Linked DNA regions of Homo sapiens: region 1 is linked to region 2. Evidence: chromatin loops called from intact Hi-C (ENCODE). Cell type or tissue: heart left ventricle. All regions are shown on one strand. Region 1 has its middle 80 kb from the start of LINC00710. Region 2 has its middle 150 kb from the start of LINC00710.

Region 1 (2,500 bases), 74 kb after region 2:
TCCTCATTAGGAAAAGAAACTTCATTCCACAACAGAAAGGGAAATGATACTGATGTCACTGGCTGGCATTTTGCACATCTTTAAATTCACTAAAAATCTATGCGCCACATCTAATGTCATGGTTTCTACCTTGTTTATTTTCTTTAGAAGATTTCTTTTTTAAAGCCACCTGTGACTTGACGTCTGGAGTTGTTTTACATAACACAGTCTGAAAAGCACACCTCGTGGAAGCTACAACTTCTTTGCTTGTGTTAGAAACCTAGCGGGAATGGCTCAGGACTGCAATCCCAGCACTTTGGGAGGCTGAGGAGGGCAGATCACGAGGTCTAGAGACCTAGTGGGAAAAAGAATGGAAAAGAGGGAAGGAGGAAGAGGAGGAGGGAAGGAAGGAAGACAAGAAAGAAATCCCAATTCAGGCATTTCGAAAGACTTCTAGGAAGGACTTTTGGGATGGAACCAGGGGACGTAAAAGAACCTGAGACCACCAGCAGCACGAGGACCCAGGAGCGAGGAGAGAAATGGGCTTTCCAGGGACCACTGGGAGCTGAAGGAGAGAGGAAGTAGTGAAAAGAGGCAAACATTGCCAGAAATTTGATAATTCAGCCCAAACGAATACAATGCTGAAACATGCAAACGTATTCTCAGGTCCCTAAGTCTCCTATTATAGGAGCTATAATATTGAGTACATTGATTTTCACATATTATCTTCCGTTGCCTATTTGACAAAAATTTCTATTTTGCATTTCAAAGAAGCTTATATCTTAAAGATATTCTATCCTGTCCTTTAATTACTCATTTTAGAAAATGCTTGATATTTTCCATGTGAAATATTTCCTTTGGAAAGCTCCTGTCCTTCCCTTCCTCTCTCCCTCAACCTTCCCCATGTGGGTATTTGCAAACTATGTAGACTATGGTTGGAATCTTTTTGGCAAGTACTTAATCAGACTCCGGCTTTGTTTTCAAGTCTGGGTTGCTATGATTGTATCCCTAAGGAAGTTGGTTACGTTTTGGAAAGACTGTGTAACGCAGAGGCCAGAGCTGTCTTTTTGACCTGGGAGGTGATTTGAGGAAATGATCTCAACAAATTAACTTCTCACTTGTTTTTAAATGACTTTGAGATACAAAGGAAGAAAAAAAATCAGTCACTGCTGAAGTTCAAAGAAACGATGTTCTACTGAGTGCTTTATGGATTTTTTTAAGTACAATTTTCCAAATAATAGAAAAACATTCCGAATGATGATGTTGCCTGATTCACTGCACACAGCTGTCAGCTGATCCCAAACATTTATGCTTACCATTAAAAGCTTGGAGAAAACCAGATAAGGGTGACTTCTAGTCCATCTAGACAGATAACAATGCAAGGCTGTGCCGACTCTAATGTAAACATGTAAAATAAACCCACAGAAGCAAAACAACAACAACAACAACAAAAAACTGCAAAAATTTTAAAGGCTCTCCCATAGCCTGGTGGCTTTTATGGAAAAATTTTTTTTGCACCCATGGGGTGAGGAAAGAAGAGAATTTTGTCCTTCTGGTGAAACCTCTTGCCATAGACTTGAAACCTGTAAAATCATGTGGTTTATGGAGCAATGTTTTGTGCCTTGAATTCCATATGCAGAGTTTGGGGAAAGGACACATGTGGTGAGAGGTTCTGAGGTCTTGTCTCATGGGACGCTGGTTCCAGGACTTTCTTTCTGGGTGACCTTTCTTGGTGGTTAAAATAAAACATAAACTTTCACCATTCAAGTTTCTCCCTTGCTTGCCTCATGTCAGCTTTCCTCACTCACTCACATTTGGGTAAATGTACACACATCCTTTTATCGGCTTATGTACACACATATATTGTACCAAGCTGGCCAATGCAATATTTATGTTTGTACTTTGAGCTGCCTAAGATTTTGTCATGAAATCTAAGGCTGCTGTAGGGGAGAGAGTGCATAAAACTTTCATGACTAGTATAAAAAATACAAAATGTTATCATTAATATTTAATAAAATTTGCAGCAGTCAATGAGCAAAATCAATGTTTTTTAATTAAGTTATTCATTTGTAATACGAGCCGTACCTTGTTGTGCATTAGGGTGGAATTTAGGATGTTGAACTTAAAATAAATAAATAAACTTAATTTTAGCCCTCGGGGTAACAGTATTAGTGATAAAACTATTAATTGGTTGCCTTTGCTTTGATAAGCAAACAGGGTTTCTTTAGTGACAACATCTTTTATCCCAAAGAGCCTTCTGAGTCTCAAGCTGGATTCTGTCCAAGGTGTTTAGTAAGATGAATTGCAGTTCATATTGTTGATAACAGGCACATCAGTGCCCCAAGCGTATTGTTACCTCCTACCAAGGCTCTCCTATTCAAAATTGGGGCTGCATGAAGGGTGGAAGTTTATACAACTTGAATGGGTTTTTAACCAAGGTTGTAGAGTCATCCTATATTAATTAAATTAGCAATAAATCGAAGATCTGTTCATCTCTCCAACTTCTCTTTGCTCTGGAATT
Region 2 (2,500 bases):
GATTCACAGTGGGATAACACAGCCCAGGAAGAAGCTTGAAGTCCCAGAAAGGCAATGATTTTTGTACGAGGTATGAAATTCTCTTTTAATTTTAGTCTAGAGACAGTTGCACTTCTGAAGAAAGTCATTCACAGCCATTAGGGAAAGTATCCATGACTGCTAAAGAGAAAACAAATCTAAACAGAGGGTTAGCTGCATATGTTAAGATCCACGGGTCCATGGAGAACAGGCTGGTAAGAAAGGGATTTACAATGCTGGGATAGGCGTTTGGAGTGGCAAAAACTTCCTGACAGTAAAAGTAGCCTGCTTCCAAAACCTGTGGGAGCATCTTCCCCCCAGGAAAGAACAGAGATTCTCTTTCTTAGAAGGCTCTGCTTGAAGGGAAGAAGTTGGGACCCTTCCTCCGGGCTGATGCTTTCAAGTAACAAGGACATGACAAAGCACTGAATCACAATATGTTTTCTTTCAGTCTTCCCTCTTCCTTCTCAGGGAAGTCTCTGGCTGGTGCAGGTATGTTCTTAACACTCTTAACATTGCGTAAACTCTCTTTGCAACAAAGAGAAAAAAAAAAAAGACCTAAATCAGAGCCTTTAGCTGGTCTCAGTGTCTGGGCATAATAATAATTGTTTTATTTTAGTTATTCCCTGCATTTGCCTTCTACCAAAGACCAGTGAAGCTGATTTTCCATTTATGGGAATGACTTTAAAAATCCCTTTTAAAAATAAGCGTAAGAAAAAGAGGAATTTAATATAAAGAAAGACTATCAAGTAAAGCTCATGTTGCAGGCAGCTGCAGCAGAAATCTTGACGGGCTGGCCAGCCATGGTCCGGAAGCCACTGGACCAGATGATTTCAAGGTCGGCTACTTCCAGGATCCTGAGGGCAGGAGGAAGAGCTTCAGCTGCGGAGGTCTTAGTTCAAACCAGGACCCTCCAAGCATAGAAGCCTCTGCTTAAGAGGCAGTGCTTATGAAAATAAGAAATCAGTACAGTCCCGAAGAACCCATACGGGGCGAAGGGATAAGGAGACAAACTATGAACAAACAGTACAGGAAAACAATACTGCCTGGATATCTTAAAACATCTCTCATGCACAATTTCAAACGAGTATTGGAAGGATGTTTGGTTTTCAGTAAATGACAAGATACACAAGGTGGGGGGCGAGTAGGGGGTAGCCTATACCCTTTTCTCTTTATGTTTAAAGAGATTCTGCATTTCCTCCTTCATGTTATTTAAAAACACAAGAAAGCCAGCAAAGGGTGGGGGAGCAGTGTAGCAAAAAATCCCTGCCAGAAAACACACAGTAAAGTCTAGCTTGTTTGCAGTCCTGTTCCAAATTATTTTTAAAAAACAAATCCCAGCAGTAAAGTAGTTACAGCCTCTGAGGGTAGCTCTAAGCCCAGTGTCAGAGTCCCAGAGCCTAAGCCACGAAAAAAGGAGGAAAGAAACCTAACCAGTCTCCTGCCAGGAATAAGAAAAGCAAAATCTCCGAGGCAGGAGAAATACCCCCAAGGAGGGGAAGGCTGCAGCTTGCAGTAATCTGCGAATGATTGCTGGTAAAGTCCAGAGGCTTCAGGCTTGATCTGTGTTTGTTCCCAAAGAAAGCCAAGGAGGACGGTGTTAATAAAGAGAGATTTAAGTGAGAGCTGTGCTTGGAATAAAGTGGGCTACAAAAAGGTCAAATTTGATCAGTTGGAGCAGATTACCGGGGCTTTAAAAGGTGGTGTGGAGCTGGGAGCCGGGTGTGGGACGGAGGAGAGCGCAGGATTGATTTGCGGGGTGGAGAGAAGTCAGGAAAAGTGCGTGTCAGCCCGGGAAGGAGGGAGCCGCGGGGCGCCAGGGCCCGGCCTGGGTCCAGAATCCTCCGTCTGTTCCCCAGCACCCCATCCCCGCCTCCTCCTCTCCGGACTCGCCCTCAGCCGGCTCCTAGACAATGGTTTCCTTGGTCTCTGACTTGGATCCTCTGAAAAACTGGAAAGTTTTAAGGTAGGCCTGCTTTGCTTTCTCTTGCATCCTGGTTTGAGTTCATAGCCAAGGCCCTGCTCCCGCCCCACACCTGTGCAGAAGTGGTTGGGGTTGCTTGAAATGCACCTTGTGGGGTTCAGGGATGCGCAGATCTGCTAGTGGGAAGACTGTTCGGAGGCAGAGGTGTAAGGAGTGGCCTGTGAACGTGAGGTCCTCCAATTTCACCCCAGGGGGGAGGTCGGGAAGCCTTGGCAATGAGGGAGGACAGTCTTATTTAAATGACACCAGCTGACTCGCTGGAAGGAATCCTCATATTGAATTTTTGGGCTTCAGGGGGGCATTAAAGGTGTGAGGTGGAATGTGGTCAACTTTCTGGGACTTCAGATAGAAGAGCGAAATTTGGCCAGGTGCGGAGGCTCACATCTATAATCCCGCACTTTGGGACGCCAAGGTGGATGGATCCCTTTGAGGTCAGGAGTTCGAGACCAGCCTGGCCAACATGGCAAAACCACCCCTGTCTCTACTAAAAATACAGAA

The links. A loop is a pair of places that touch in the nucleus more often than their neighbours do. Peaks named below come from ENCODE experiments on the same cell type or tissue, not always from the same donor. Only the 100,000 strongest peaks of a DNase experiment are listed, where the experiment ranks them.
Region 1: it touches region 2 in a loop (2.5-fold over the local background); 20 of 110 quality-filtered maps call a loop at or near these places.

What each region holds. Positions count from the first base shown.
Region 1 is chr10:10,871,247-10,873,746 of GRCh38, forward strand. It overlaps a transcript of CELF2 not described here. Among named protein-coding and RNA genes, the nearest start is that of LINC00710, 80 kb to the right of the region's middle. In heart left ventricle, no CTCF peak of the experiment used is centred here; no DNase peak of the experiment used is centred here; H3K27ac peaks cover 2,252 bases.
Region 2 is chr10:10,796,834-10,799,333 of GRCh38, forward strand. It overlaps a transcript of CELF2 not described here. Among named protein-coding and RNA genes, the nearest start is that of LINC00710, 150 kb to the right of the region's middle. RefSeq lists enhancers at 1,042-1,736, 1,737-2,430. In heart left ventricle, a CTCF peak has its summit at 1,365; a DNase peak (open chromatin) is centred at 1,880; H3K4me3 peaks cover 2,500 bases; H3K27ac peaks cover 2,500 bases.